Linked DNA regions of Homo sapiens: region 2 is linked to region 1. Evidence: chromatin loops called from intact Hi-C (ENCODE). Cell type or tissue: dorsolateral prefrontal cortex. All regions are shown on one strand.

Region 1 (8,000 bases):
CAGAGTGAGCATTTAACAAATGCTGGTTTAGGAGGAAAATGCCTTATTACTTAATAATCGCTGTGCTCAGCAAAATTCACCGTCTAAGGCAGGTTTGCCTTGAGACCTATCCAAGGGCATTTAGTTACTGCAGCACCTAAACAGTCTCTCCTAAGCCAGTCCTGAAGTCAGCATTACAAGGAGGCTTGAGGTTCCGAGGTATAAGAGCATCAGCATAAGCCCAGCTCGCTCCCAGTGATTATTTAATTACTGTGGTAATAACAGTCAGGTATGTAAAACATTACACTCCTACCGATTACATGGAAGAGTAATCACTCCTTCAAGAATTATCTAGTCTGCCATCTAAACAAACTATTGTCACCCCACCAGATAACTATGAAGCCACCATAGAAGGCCAGATGTTAATCTCCATGTTCTCTCTTACTGAGTTATTTGATGTTTGCCCAACAGTATGGTACCTGAAAAGATGGTACTCATCATTAGCCAGGATAATCCTGAACAGAAACATTCAACTCATCAAATTTAGATGGCAAACTTCTTTATTACTGGTAGAAAAAAGACACTAAGCATGAAAACCAGGTTTGGGTATGGTTGGCAGATGAGGCCATGGGGTAGGAAAAGAAAAGTTTCTGATTGTGTATCGCAATAGTCACACACAAAAAATAAACTGTATGTCATCTTGCTATGATGCTTTGGGAATACTTAATTTAGAAAATAAGAGATGGTCAAGCACAGTGGCTCACGCCTGTAATCCCAGCCCTTTGGGAGGCCAAGGTGGGAGGATCACTTGAAGACAGGAGTTCAAGATCACCTGGGCAACATAGCAAGATCCCATCCCTACAAAAAGCTTTTTAAAAAATTAGTTGGGTGTGGTGGCATGTGCCTGTAATTCCAGCTATTAAGGAGGTTGAGGCAGGACGATCACTTGAGCCCAGGAGTTGGAGGCTGCAGTGAGCTATGATCATGCCATTGGACTCCAGCTTGAGTAACAGGGCAAGACCCTGTCACTAAAGAAAAAATAAAAATAAAAAGGAGAAAAAAAAATTAAGAGTCCATTAAAAGGTGCAACAAATGATACAGGCAACTAGTGACTGGTAATAATAATAATCAGAACAGTGCAACAACATTTAAGTGGAAAAGGTAAAATGAAATTGTCTACACATCCAGGTTTCTGTGTTCTCATGCAGTACAGAGGCTGTCTGCTCCTTGATGTTCTCTTAATAACCACATTCATTTCAGGACCCAACCATATCCAACGTCAGGAAGCAGTAAGGACGAACGAACCAGAGAAGACACAAATTCAGAACGTAACAATGCTACAGACCAGAACTGTGTTGTCCAATAAGGTGGTCACATGTGGCTATTTAACTAAAATTTTGTTTCTCAGTTGCACTAGCTATATTTCAAGCTCTGCAGCTGTGGCTATTGTATTGGACAGTGCATATACAGAACATTTCCATCATTTTCCATGGAACAAAGCTGGACTACAAAGTGAATATTCCTATTGTTAAGATGGACCCAATGAAAAATTCAGTCAAAGTCAATAGTGTTATTCATTGAGCATAATTAGAGATATCCACGGTTATCTGGTTATTTTATTGAATGTGTCATAGAGACAATTGGTGATCCACAGAAAGTTTGGACATCCTTATCAGCACAGGATTTTTTTCTCCCAGTATTCCTCCAATACCTACCCTTGCCCTTCCCACCACTATGGGCAGGGATAGAAAGAAAAATGGTAGGGGGTCAGAAACTCCTTGATTAAGTCTCTCTTATCCAAGAAGCTGCAAAAATTGCCAAAAATAAGTAGGTTTTTCGAAGCATCTTCTTTCCTCCCCTTTCTCTTCCTTTTTAAAAAAATACTAAAAGACAACTAAACAAAAACAACAACAGGAGACAGGCAGAGGTATTCAAGAAAATTATTAAGAAGAGGGCAGGGCGCAGTGACTCACGTCTGTAATCCCAGCACTTTGGGAGGCTGAGGTGGGCAGATCACAAGGTCAGGAGTTTGAGACCAGCCTGGCCAATAATGGTGAAACCCCGTCTCTACTAAAAATACAAAAAAAAAGTAGCTGGGCATGGTGGCAGGTGCCTGTAATCCCAGCTACTCAGGAGGCTGAGGCAGGAGAATTGCTTGAACCTGGGAGGCAGAGGTTGCAGTGAGCTGAGATTGTGCCACTGCACTCCAGCCTGGGCAACAGAGCAAGACTCCATCTCAAAAAAAAGAAAAGAAAAGAAAATTATTAAGAATAAAATGGATGGCTATCCTAAGTTACTGTCCAAGACATCCAAGGAAAAGTACCACAAATCAAGAATGTTTCCAAAAATACCCCATGAGAACAATTCAACAAATCTACATTAATTTTAAAAGTTACCAACTTTTCAGAGGCAAAATGATTTGCTGCTAAAAATTTAAAGTCCTGAGTTTTCATCCAGAGCAACACACTCTGGTTCAATGATGTAATTCACAGGCAAATAAAAGAATCACATTAAGTCACCCTCCAGTCATAGCATCATTTGATTTCTGAGGTCATTTGGTTCTCAGACAGGAGCCAGGTCTGATAGTAAATAAAAATCAACTACAGTAGTAAGATTCTACTTATTAGAACTTCCCTGTGTACTGTCTCATAAAAATGAAGTAATATGCTTTTGGATTTAATGTAGACAGTTTCAATTATATTTAAGAAAAGCAAAGTAAGATTAATTCGAGAAACAGGAAAAAGAAAACGAGTCCTCAGACACTGGATTCTATTTAACACTCTTCACTTTATCATTGCTTAAATATTTGCTTTCTACTTTGTCATGCTACCTCTCTGCATCACAGAAGAAAATTTGATACCTCAGTGACAGAATAATTTAAGAGCAAGCTAAAAATTAATCAGCACATAAAAGCAAGAAAACTCATAACCCATCTGTTTAAGAACAGCTTATATATTTTGGGGAAGGGGAAGCAAGACTTAGGATGCTGGAAAATGTAAAACACAGGCCTTAAAGCTCCTTTTTCAAAAATGTCTGATGTTGCTGTCTCTGGCTGATAATTACAGCCCTGGGAGGGCAGCTGTGAGACAATGCTGACAATGATGCAGTACACAGGCTCTCAAGAAGCTGGTAAGCTGCTGCTACCTTTCATACTGTGAAAGAACAACACAAGGGTCAGACTTCCCTTTTCTGTAACCTGTGCATTTCAACTGCCATACACGAATTCAGTTATCATCAACAGTTATACAACCTCATGATCTCCTCCCTGCTCCCTAGCTTCACCCTCCACATTCGCCCTCAATGTTTGCTGTGCTCCTCTTTACTCTTGACATTTTAGTATAGAAAGGGAAGTGACATTTTGACCCTCTGCCTAGAAAAGGTTGCACTCTTGAGTCACTTTAACTCATCCTTTAAAGCAGAAACTCACTTCATTAAAATAAGCAAAAATTATCTGAGGCACCTAAGGAAGGTGGGGAGATGTTCGTTTAAACCTTGATAACTCAGTATTTCCTCCTCTTGATGAGGACAGAGTGACTGGTCACTGCTGAAGTGAGCATGGGAAAAATTAAACATCTCTAGGCCAAGAAAGTAGCTTAAGTCAAAAAAGGCAACTGATCTGAAATACACCGAATCTACAAAAACTGTTTCCCATTTCATGCATACACAACCCTACAGAGGGTATAAACACTACCAGCAAACCGTGCTAGGAGGTCACAAGCACTCCCTGGAGCATGCACGAGCAGCACAGTTTATAAAACGTTCTATAGGCAGTGTGGGAGACAAGGGCTGGATCTGGCTCCGACCAAAGGGTGGAGCTAATGCATACCTTTTGGTCTTCTGGAATTTCCATTCTTTTGCTGTTCGTCTTCCTCATTAATGGTGAATAAACCAAGAGGAATTGGCCTTGCATTGGTCTTCTTCAGTCTCTCATGTCGGAGAGCTGTAGCTGATCCAGGCATACCGCTGCTACTTGTTTTTTTTTTTTTTAATTGTGATTATATTAAAAATATATGCTTATGTAATTGCAGCTCCCAGGAAGCTGCTAGTTCCTAAGCTGCCTGTTCATTTGAGCACTTGTAATAGATCCCCTATGGGTAAACAGTTTGCAAACAGCTGACAGATAGTACCAGCCACTTGGCAACTGAGGCCCTGCAGTTCCCCTCACCTAGCAGCAGCTTCCCCACCTCCCCTACCAGCCCCCTCCCACTGACTCCCCGACAGGCACATGCGCTGGTGATTGCTCCGGCTCATGCATGCACGTACACGCGCGCGCACACACACACACACACACACACTCCTTCCAGAAAAGCCCTACTACAGACACGCAGGGTCTGATGCCTCCCACCACTGCACAACCTGTTCAATCAGATCCCAGCTTCTTCCTGCTGCAGCACCTTTTTCCAATCTTCTTCCTGCTACCACACAGTAAAATATTCAGCCCACAGCAGAGAGGGGAAAATATGATATGCTGCCGTTAACAGTTGCCCTGACAACCCTAACATATCCTAATCAAGAAGGGCCCAGAGCGGCTCCATCTCCCCAGCTGAGAAGCGGCAGCTTGCAGGATGCTGGGTTCTGGGAACTCACCAGCAGAGGGTTACAGCGTGAGGCCGCTGGGCAGCTCCCTCTTCCTCTCAGCGGCAGCGCAGCAGGATGGGAGGAGAAAGAGTTTTGCTTGCACAAGCAGCAGTAGACTCCTCAGTATGGAGACAGAAGCCTGAGGAAGAAAGGCTTTTTCTTCTTTTCTGGGCCAGGTTGTCTATCATAACAATGTTTGCAAGCCCCTGGATGAATGAAGGCATGGCTGGTACCCACAGAGCAGCTCACTTTACTTTCCTGACATTCTTACCACCCCAGAGCATGTATAAGAACAGGGTTGGCAGCACCAGTCATGAGGGCCACCAGTGCCATGTCCCTGAAACCCTCTGGTGAAGACAGGCAAGGGAAGAACTATGCTGGCTCCCACCAGAGATCACAACGTGGAGTGTCTCCTCTGCAACTCAAGTTTCAAGGACAGAACCTATACTGGGGAATTCTCCAAAGGAGAAAAACCTGTCTCTATTACACCCAGCACACCCCCCACCCTCAATCCCTACCGCTCTGGGCAGTTGCTACCAGCGGTGCTGAGCAATGCTCAACACTTGACCCAATTTTAGCTCTTTTTTGGATCGTTTTCTTCAAAGCACAGAATCATGTGACTATTGTTTTCTCCTGAAATAAGCTATCTCACTTTAAGACTCTCCACTTCTAGACTGCTTAAAATGTGTGCTGTCTCCAAAAAAAATTTACAATAAATGACATTAAAACATGCCAACTGCCAAATTAAGAAAAAACATTTTTTTTGCTTTTGTGTTTTAATAAAAATCAAGTCTGCTTAGCAAGTCAAAAGCAATCCTCCCACTCCCCAACTACTCCCTTACTTTTTCTCAGTACTTAAACCTACTTACCCAAAAGAGGGCCCAAGGGAGTCTAAGGCAAGTACAATATCCTCTCTAAATCTCTTGCGTGGAACAGTAACTTTGGACAATTCACTTAACTCTCTCAGTGCCTCCGTTTTCTCTGTAAAATTGGGGTGATGACTATCATTTACCTATGGTATTAGGGTGAGGATTAAATGCGTGTAGTGCTAGCAACTTGAAGTGCTTAATAAATACCAACTATTATTATACTTTATAATAGTTTGCTGTAACTAGTCCATTTTTTGCTTTGTAATTATTTTCAAGGTATTTCCAGTTCAACTATCAATGCTACCAGGAAGTACTTCTTTGTATCTACTCTTATTGTCCAGCATGGTGCTGGGGGATGTACTAAATTGTGAGCAAACACATGCTGAAAAAAATAAATGAATCTTAAGAACTCTTTCCCTCCACAGGCTGCTTGATTTAATTAAGTTCACATGTATTTAGATCTCTGGCATGAAGAAACGCAGGAAATTTCAGTTTTAGAGTTTATTTTAAATTGTGTCAATCTGTGCAGTGGGTCTTTGGAATAAAATAGAATGGAGTTTTGGAGCTGAATGGGCCTGAGAAAGCAAGTGAGTCAGCATCGTTTTACATGCGAGGAAGCTGAATCTCACGAAGTGAAATTCCTTGCCTAGGTCAAATGTTAGTTGGCAGCAAGTCTACAATTAAAATTTAGACCATCTTCCTCCTAGTCCAGTGCTTCTCCCGATGACAAATGTTTGACCCAGATGTTTTAGAATCCTAGATCGATCTCCAATTTATGTGGAGATGGAAGGAAAGGGAGGACGCATATAAGATCTTATTGTTTAAGAAATAAAAAAATGGATACAAATTGTAAACGTAACATACTTCCATAATTTTCTATATTTGTAAACTTTTATTCTTGAATGAGACATGATTTGTTATTTCCTATTATTTTTCTTTAATCAGATGATCAATAAACACAGGTGTAATATACATCAATATCATACTATTTGTGAAATGAAAATATTTTCAAATCCACATTAGCTTCTTTCCTCTACTTCAAGAGAGTCAGGTCAGTATTTACAATAGCAAAAGCATAACAAAACAAAAAAGCAAAATAATAACAAAAAAAACCCCACATACAAAATAAGCATACTTGAAACTACCTTTTGGTAAAGAAAATGAAAATCTGTATTAAGCAAATGACTAATTTCATTTAGAAATGTTTGTCACCCAAATACAGCTTACAGCTTCCAAACAAAGCTAGCTGCTGCTCTAATAACTAACACATTATCTCCACTGAGTCAAGATGCTCTCATCCTGCTGTCGTGTAAATCCTGACCCCAACATCAACTAGCTGTGTCACTGTCACAGAAAAGCAAACAGCACAAGATCAAATAATAACAATAAAGGATTTTTTTCCTTCCCTTATAAAGGACACATTTTTCACTTAAGACATAAATTCATTTGAGATTAGTTTCTTAAATGTTCACACCCAATCTTTAATGGATATAGGGGTTAGCTCCTGGGGAATTCCAGGAATACTGTGGCTTGATCCCTGTAGAGGTGTGGGTACCATCTTCTCGCAATTCCCTTTTACATTTTGATCCAAACCAAAGGCAAATACGGAAAGGGATATGGTGAGACCTTAAATTTAAATATCCGCCAAAGTAAAATAAACACTACTCTGAATTCCTGAACTCTTTGAGATGGAGTCTCGCTGTCGCCAGGCTGGAGTGCAGTCGCAGTCTTGGCTCACTGCAACCTCCACCTCGCGGGTTCAAGTGATTCTCCTGCCTCAGCCTCCTGAGTAACTGGGATTACAGGCATCTGCCACCACACCCAGCTAATTTTTTTTTTGCATTTTTAGTAGAGATGGGGTTTCACTATGTTGGCCAGGCTGGTCTTTGACTCCTGACCTCAAGTGATCCACCCACCTTGGCTTCTCAAAGTGCTGGGATTAAAGGTTATAAGCCACCGCGCCCAGCCTCCTGAACTCTTCTCCAGCACTAAGGAGCATTTTCAATTAGATGTGGCACAACTATCCTTGCATGTCACATGCAGATACAGAGGCTTAAATCAGTCCCCATGGGAAATGGGCATGCAGCCCTCCAACAATCAGTAAGGTTTTGCAATTACTTTCTTTAAATTGTTAAAGTGATAAATGTTGTATTAATAGAGGCTTTGTACAAATTTGAGAGAAATGAGGCACTGCCTAGTGCAAAATGGTAGATTTTACAACTAGATTGGCTTTATATTGCGTAAAAATATTCTGCAGTATAATTTCAAAATGTATTCACATTTATGGGTAAAAACATTACCACTCAGCTACTATGATTAAAACAGTCCAATAGGCCCCCGAGCAACTGCAGGCCCCACCCGCTTGGTCCACAATAAATTTATGTCTCTTTGTCCTCCTACCCTGGCTGGTTGGCATCTCTGGCCTATGTCCAACCTGTGAGTTGGATGAATATGAAACAGAGTCAAACTTGCTGATCTTTGGGGAAGTAAGCTCATGACTTGGGCCTAGCTGTCACAATGCTATATAAAAGACTAACATGTAGTCACCTGCATACACATACGCACACATAGAGT
Region 2 (8,000 bases), 91 kb before region 1:
TTATAGTACAACTCGATCCATCATAGTCCAACTCAAGTCCCTTTCCCATGAAATCTTTTTAAGCTATTCCTACCACCATCACATTTCTTTCTCTGACTTTTACTGCACTCCAATGCAATCTGTCCCACGCTATTTAGCATTTGATTTCATTCTATCTTGTATCATTTTCAGAATGTATGCTTCCAAAATTTCTAAATACTGAGTCCCATGAGAGGCAAAACAAAAAAATGTGTTCCACATTAAAATAAAACAAAACCAAAACATAATGGGAAATACTTGATGTAACATTTCTCTCTTGGAAATGCATACTACAAGTTTGCATAGGGAAGGGGCTATATCATTCCATTCCATGCTGGTTACCCAATAAATATCAACTTTTTAATGCTTTATTTATTTATTTATTTATTTATTTATTTATTTAATTTTTTGAGACGGAGTCTTGCTATGTCACCCAGGCTGGAGTGCAGTGGTGTGATCTTGATTCACTGTAACCTCTGCCTCCTGGATTCAAGTGATTCTCCCGCCTTAGCCTCCCGAGTAGCTGGGACTACAGGCGCGTGCCACCATGCCTGGCTAATTTTTGAATTTTTAGTAGAGACGGGGTTTCACCATCTTGGTAAAGCTGATCTTGAACTCCTCACCCCAGGTGATCCTCGCACCTCGGACTTCCAGAGTGATGGGATTACAGGCGTGAGCCACTGTGCCCGGCCTTGATGCTTCTTTTCTAACAGAACCCTCATTGGCCACTGGACACAGATCTGGCCAAAACTTTGAAGACTGAAGTGGTTAGGTGTGGTTTGTGGGAATGGTCCTTAAGGCACAGCAGACTCTGGTGTGTGAATTTATTTGCTCTACACCTCTCCTTTTCTTCCTGCTTTGAATGTCGATGTGATGCTTAAGGCAGAGCATCTATCTGGAAACCAGGAGGCTATCAGGAGGGAAAGGCTGAGGGAACAACAGAGACTCAGGCCCTGACATCTTTAAGTTGCTGGTCTAGTATCAGCAACTCTTCACTTCTATGTTCCCGATAGGTTAGAGAAAAGAAAATCCCCAATTTGTTAAAATCATTAAGAAATTCTGTACTCATAAATTAAAAAAAAAATCCCTAAACTGATACAGAGATCCTACTGGCTACAGAATAAAGTCCATGCATCTTAGCCTTCCAAATGTCTTATTTCTTATTCAGTAACTCTTTTATTTGATCCATCATGAATCCTATGTAGCCTAATCTGTTCCAAAAGTCAGAAAGCAAAGCAGGTCCTGGTTCGTTATATTAAAGCAGAGCAGCTTTAGATTTGAAAATAGTGGGAGAAGCAATATCAGGAGAAAAAATGAGTGAGAGATGCCACATCAAGTTTTAATAACATTTGTAATAGAAATCAGTTCCATAGGAATTCAAACGCCTTAGCAGCCAGTGGAATTCTAAAAAGAATGTGAAAGGTTCCCCGATCAAACCCACTAACCTCATATAGCTCCTGATAATTCCTGAGCCACAATTCTTCTCAAATACTTAGTATTCTAAGGTCCTATATGAAGTGCAACTCACAGGTTGGTTACAGAAGGGTTAAATTACCTTCTCTCTCAACTGTTCTACAAATAAACCTTTAATACTAGATAGGTATCAACTGCACATTTGCTTATAAAAAGAAAGTAAATTTATCTATTGATTTAGCCTAATTTTACTTTTATTTATTAGATTTTCCATACTACAGAAAGAATATGAAAATAACATCTAAAAAGCCCATAATTCTGTGACCCAGGTAGCCCATTTATTCTTTTTATCTTAGAAAGGAAGTGTTTTTATTTATTTATTTAAGAGATAGGGTCTCACTATGTTGCTCAGGCTGGTCTCAAACTTCTGGCCTCAAGTAATCCTCCCACCTCAGCCTCCTCAGTGGCTGGGATTACAAGTGTGAGTCACTGTGGCTGGCTTTAAGAAAGAAATGTCTATTACATGGTTAGGAAATTCAAAAAAGTACAAAAAGCTATAAAGTGAAAGGTAAAAGCCTTTCCCTTCTTCCTTTCTGAAAAAAAACTATGTATAAATATATGTATTTGCTTTCCATTTATTCAGAACAATTTACTCTTCTGCCCCTTTCTTTTCTCATTTAGTAATCTATTTTAGTCTACTTTTCAAGTTCTTTCTTTAACTGCAACTAATTTCATCATTTTCAATATGTGGCTACAGGAATTAGATATTCTAGATTCATCTTCTCATAAGTGCTCTATTAAATCTTCACTGATGTGTGAGACCACAGTCCTGACTGAGTATTATTTACCTTCTTCTGTCAGCATCTACACCTGATCCCTTGCTCCCAGAGTTGGTAACTTACTCTCTTGCACTCTCTGCTTCTGCCAGTCTGAACTCAACTGGAAAAGTCAGCCACTTCCAAGGAAATAACCACAAGGAAAACTCCAAGGAGGCTTTGCTTTCCTGGTACATAGCGTAACAGTGAACAAAAGTAGGAACAAAACCTTCAAGAAGCCACGCTATTCGGATTGGATCAGAGGCTTAAAAGCAAGGTTTGTTCCATATGGATACATTTACCATTCCTACCCTTCTTAGTTTTGCAAGCCTAACCTGCATGGGTTCCAGGCCCCAGCTTCTGCCAACTCTGATGGGAAAGCATCGTGGGCTGCTGAAATTGTATTCCTTCTCTAGCACCTTCTCTGGATAGGCAATAAAGTAGTGGAGCAAAAGGGTGGAAGAACACTTCCTGGCCAACTCCATGCCCACTTCAAAGCCAGAATCAGGAAGCTGTTGTGCCAGGGAGTACCTGAGAAGAGCTGAAAGCTGAAGCTGCTCCTTCTGTGATACAAGAGACAATGAAAAACTGGTGAAGGTGCTGATGATGTCTGCAGGGACAGACGACACTGACTCCCACCTTGTGAACTCTGCACAGATGCTACACAAACTGGCTGGGCACGGTGGCTCACACCTGTAACCACAGCACTTTGGGGTGCCAGGGCGAGTGGATCGCTGAGCTCAGGAGTTCGAGACCAGCCTGGCCAACATGGTGAAACCCCGTCTCTACTAAAAAATACAAAGATTAGCCGGGCGTGGTGGTGGGCGCCTGTAAACCCAGCTACTCGGGAGGCTGAGGCAGGAGAACCGCTTGAACCCGGGAGGCAGAGGTTGCAGTGAGACAAGATCGCACCACTGCACTCCAGCCTGGGCAACAGAGCAAGACTCCGTCTCAAAAAAAAAAAAAAAAAAAGAACTCAAACTTCTAGTGACTTTCACAGGTAATTTGTGATCTGAAAATATAATTGAATCTATTAAGTAATTAAGGCTATCATCCTGGAGAACAAAGAAATAGGACCAAGCAAGGGCTTTGGTATGCTTAGCGTAACAAGCAGAGACTCCATATCAGGCCAGGAAAAAGGGATTTAAATCACAAAGCATTCCTCTGACTCATGTGGGAAAGAAAATTGAGATTTAAAACATGTTCCTTTTATTTTTTTAAATCATCTTTCTACTAGGCAAGGAATTTTTTTTTTTTTTTGAGCTGTTCAATCTCTAATTTGCCACATCAATATGTCCCCAAATAAGGGATCTCAAATTTTGGAACCTATTGAACATCTAAATGTAGTAACAAAACAAAAACAAAACAAACTAATGGAAAGGATCCCAGTCTGAAAAACACCAAAACAAAAGAGTGGTTTTACAAGCTCTGCCAACTCTCAAAGGCACAAAGTGTGCTATGTGGCAGGCGCCACAACCTGGCAAACAGTAGCAGGTCGGAGGAGAGGCTGACTGAGTGGCCCATCAGGGAGCATTCATAGCTGCAGAGTCCACAGACTGCAATTTACATGCTTGCTGTCCAGTAAGTATTTTCATTTAAAGTATGCTACATCCATTTCAAACAAGAGAATCCAATTACAAATTCTAAATCTGCCTAAGCTATGGGCCCTTTGGGGGTCATGAAGAGCTCAGCTAACACTAAGCTGACAAATAGGCTCTTTTCTTCTAAATACTTTTAGAATGCATTTTATGTGACCATTTCATACTTTACAACATCCACTTGGGGGTTGGTGCCTACAATAGTAGGAGAAGCCAGAAGGAGGTTGAGAGATATTGAATGGATAAACTACATGGATACCTTCTCCTAGAAGAAGGAAAAAAGAAGCCAACAATTACTGAGTGGAGGTTGGGAGGAACCCAGCTACTCTCCTTGCGTCCCAGGGGGCAAAGGGCTGTCACAGGCCTGGCCTATCTCCCCATTCTCTTCTTTATTGAAACACCTGCTCCTAGATAACCAGTCCTGTTTCCAGAATTGTAGAGGAATCATTATCGGAAAGGAAGATGTCTAAAGAACTGTCTGAGCTTTCTAATCAAATGTGAATAGATCTCATTTCAGTCTTTGAGTGCCCCCTCAAACTGCCACTTTTCCTAGATGCATTAGGAGTATTCTAAGTAAGTGACATGGCAATGTGTTTTCTTTTTAGTTTACAAATGATGCATATGCCCTAAACTTCATGACACTTTTTCTGTTATCCTATGTCCTTTATTTTACAGAAGTGGAAAACCTTAGAAAAATTTCAAAAGGGTGTGTGCTTTCTGTAAATAGTAAGGTAGGGAGAGGTTTTGATACTGAGTTTGGTTTCCAAGTAGAGGAAAGAAGGAGAAAAATTATAGTTGGCTGAGGACAGGGTAGGGAGAAAAATTTGAGGAAGCAAGAAAACCTGCTTTAGAAATAGTAGAATCTGAGCAATTTGAAGGTACATCATTATACCATTAAAGTAGAATAGATGTTTAATACAAATTGGGTGAATAACTATACACATGTTTTTCATAGGGATTTTATAATAACATTACTATCTAATAGGTTAAATAGGCTTTTGTGGGTTATCAGTTATACATGAAATATTTTTATAATGTGCAAATGTGTCCCAGCTTTCAAACACCTAATTCATATATGAACTTCTGGAACATAACCCATTTATTATTGAGAATTATTATTTTAAAAAACAAGCACTATAAGAGTATGGCAAATAGGCATAAGGAAAGGATCATAGGTAATCATATTTTAGAGCTAGTTAGGAAAGGAAGTTCATTTAATATGTGTGGTTAACTATTTAGATTTTTAAAATGTCTTAGAAATAATCACACCTGTGTTCCTCAATTAATACTTTTGGATAAACTATTCAATTTTCTCTAGGCAAGATTTTCTGGCAGGCTAAACTTGACTTTGTAACAAATATTTGTCAGCAAAAATAAGGTAACTACTTATGCCTGAAAAAGTTCTATTTTTTAAATATTCTAAAAGATGATTTTTTTTTTTTTTTAAAGATGGGGTCTCACTCTGTTACCCAGGCTGGAGTGCAGTGGTGTGATCATAGCTTACTGCAGCCTCGAACTCCTGGGCTCAAGTGATCCTTCTGCCTCAGCCTCCCAAGTAGCTGGGACTACAGGAACATGCCACAACATCCAGCTGATATTTTTATTTTTTGTAGAGATAGAGTCTCGCTTTGTTGCCCAGTCTGGTCTTGAACTCCTGGCTTCAAGCCATCCACCCATCTTGGCCTCCCAAAGCACTGCGATTACAGGTGTGAGCTACCACATCCATCCTAAAAGATGAGTTCTTAAAAATCATCTGAAATCACTGTGGACAAGTATTTATTAAACCTCAAAGCCATCTCTGAAAACAGGAAAGATTCAAAGAATAGCTAATAGCAGTCTTATTACTGAGAGTTGTATTTCACACAAGGAAAATTTACCTTCTCTTTCTATAGCTCACCAAATTGATTTTAGAAGATTTTGATCATAAGAAAAATCACACTAAAGTAATACATGAACACTGGCCTGCAGAATGGTCAAATTAATGTGACCACATTAAAAATGATACAAATGTGAAAGTCACTAGCAGTTTGAGTTCTAATATAGCATCTGTGCAGAGTCCACAAAGCAGGAGTCAGTGCTGTCTTCCCCTGTGGGCATCATCGGCCACCTTCACCAGTTTTTCATTGCCTCTTGTATCGGAGGAAGGAGCAGTTTCAGCTTTCTGCCCTTCTCAGCACTCCCTGGTATAACAGCCCCCTGACCTTGGCTTTGAAGCAGGCGTGAAGGTGGCCAGGAAGTGTTCTTCCACCCTTTAGCTTCACTCCTTTATTTTGTATCCAGTGAAGGGGCTAGAGAAGCAATTCCATCTCAGCCAGCCCAGGAGGCTCTCCCATCAGAGTTGGTAGAAGCCCCGGCAGGAACCAATGCAGGTTTCCTACCTCCATCCCCAAGCCCTTGGCCCACTTCAAAGAGATGCCTAGAAGCCAAATAGATTTGTTGCTATGAATTTAGTTAGATGACTTATCACTGTGTTGCATAATTCTTTCCCTAGGGTACAGCTAACACCGGTTCCATCAGGAGCTCCCGAAAGTGCCCTGCTACTTACAATAATCAATACAGGCACCATCTATGCTGGGGTTATAAAAATACCAATATTGATCTGATTTACTTCAATCTGAGGTCACTTAGCTAAGATTATGTATAAGAATGACAGTTTCATCTCAATTTTTAGGGATACAGACAGAATTCAGTCATTTCATAGGAGCCTACAATGAAACATCAGCTGACAATACATTTTAGTTTCTATTCATCTGGAAATTATCGTAAACCAGCTTTAAAAGTTTGCCAATTCTTATTTCACTAGGAAAAAAAAAATCTTCACCCATTTTACAAAACTTGACTTTACCAAAAAGCTTAGGCTGATTTTAAAAGCTAGAAAAACTATCCTAATACTACTCAATGTTCAAAATGTTGGTTATAAATCTTAGTAATTGGTTTTAGATTATTATAAACCTTTATGACTACCTAAATTCATGCTTCATATTCTAACTAGAAGTGTCCATGTATGTGCTACATCCAAATACTCATTCAACTTTGCCTAGGAAGGTCTACAGAGAGTCTACTCTCTCTAATATAGTATCAGATTAACTCCCTAAGAAAAGCTCCCTGAGTAAAAGAAATAACTCCACCACACCAAAACACCACTGAAAACCCTTAACTGATACTATAAAATAGGAGAAGCACAGACAGCTCCAGCTTTCAAAGGAAAATAAGACAGAACTACTGTAGAGAAAAAACATAGTAACAGCAGCATCAGCAACTGTGAGAACCATTTATCGTAATAGGCATTGTGCTAGAAGCTTTACATAATCACATCTAATTTCTATAGACACCTTGCAAAGCAGGCAATTAGCATCCACATTTAACACTGAAAACACAGAGGCAGAAATTAGAAGTGGTCAGAAAGGGTCTGAATCTAACCTGGTTCGACTCCAGAATTTGCTTGGTTTTCATTCATCATGCTCATTCCTGAGAAAGGGATTAGACAAACTCACTTGCTGGGCTATCTGGAGAAGAACTAAGATGGGGTTCAGGAACCTGAGTGTAGGTGCATTTTTTTTCTCTCACTTGTTTTTTTCTGATGAGAGAAAGTAATGAGAGGCCTTGTGCCCATGATGACCTGTCCTGACCCTAGGAGAACTTCCCTCACTGCTTTGTAAAAGTTCAGCCACGCGTGGGCAAGCATGCATACAGTCACAGTGAGTTTTACTATTTCATAATATTTCATAATATTGATGAATACACAATACAGTCACAGTTAATTATAAAGAAAAACTGACAGGTCACCAAGACTACAGAATTTCTAGAACCAAGACCTTCAGGAAAATGATACAAAATCCACTTGCGACAAAAACTGTATTTTTCTTCCTTTTCTTTCTCACCTCCCTTCCCCCCAACCCCCAGCTTAATTAAAAGGTATAAAGTGAAGAGAGAACAATAAACAATTATCATGGTAATTTGATAGTAGATACAAATGTTTCAACCACTTTCTCTGCCAAAATTCAGGCTACAGAATACAGGTGTTCAGAAAGTTACAATGTGCAACTGTTTTAAATCATATTAATTTGTGTTTCATTGAAGTGAGATCTTCATTTTATGTTCAACTGCACTATTGATAGGTTAATACCTGCTATGGTTTGAATGTGTGTATCCGCCA

What was found. Hi-C counts contacts between places; a loop is a spot of excess contacts. Peaks named below come from ENCODE experiments on the same cell type or tissue, not always from the same donor. Only the 100,000 strongest peaks of a DNase experiment are listed, where the experiment ranks them.
Region 2: it touches region 1 in a loop (2.5-fold over the local background); 4 of 110 quality-filtered maps call a loop at or near these places.

The regions. Positions count from the first base shown.
Region 1 is chr6:136,522,027-136,530,026 of GRCh38, forward strand. The region is part of intron 1 of MAP7 (microtubule associated protein 7); the gene reads right to left. Among named protein-coding and RNA genes, the nearest start is that of MAP7, 24 kb to the right of the region's middle. RefSeq lists an enhancer at 3,740-4,550. In dorsolateral prefrontal cortex, CTCF peaks have their summits at 3,092 and 4,604 (motif pointing right); DNase peaks (open chromatin) are centred at 3,075, 3,735, 4,215, 4,585 and 1 weaker place; H3K4me3 peaks cover 6,117 bases; H3K27ac peaks cover 8,000 bases.
Region 2 is chr6:136,431,108-136,439,107 of GRCh38, forward strand. All of the region lies in intron 1 of MAP7 (microtubule associated protein 7), which reads right to left. Among named protein-coding and RNA genes, the nearest start is that of MAP7, 120 kb to the right of the region's middle. RefSeq lists an enhancer at 4,109-4,278. In dorsolateral prefrontal cortex, no CTCF peak of the experiment used is centred here; a DNase peak (open chromatin) is centred at 3,734; H3K4me3 peaks cover 1,950 bases; H3K27ac peaks cover 8,000 bases.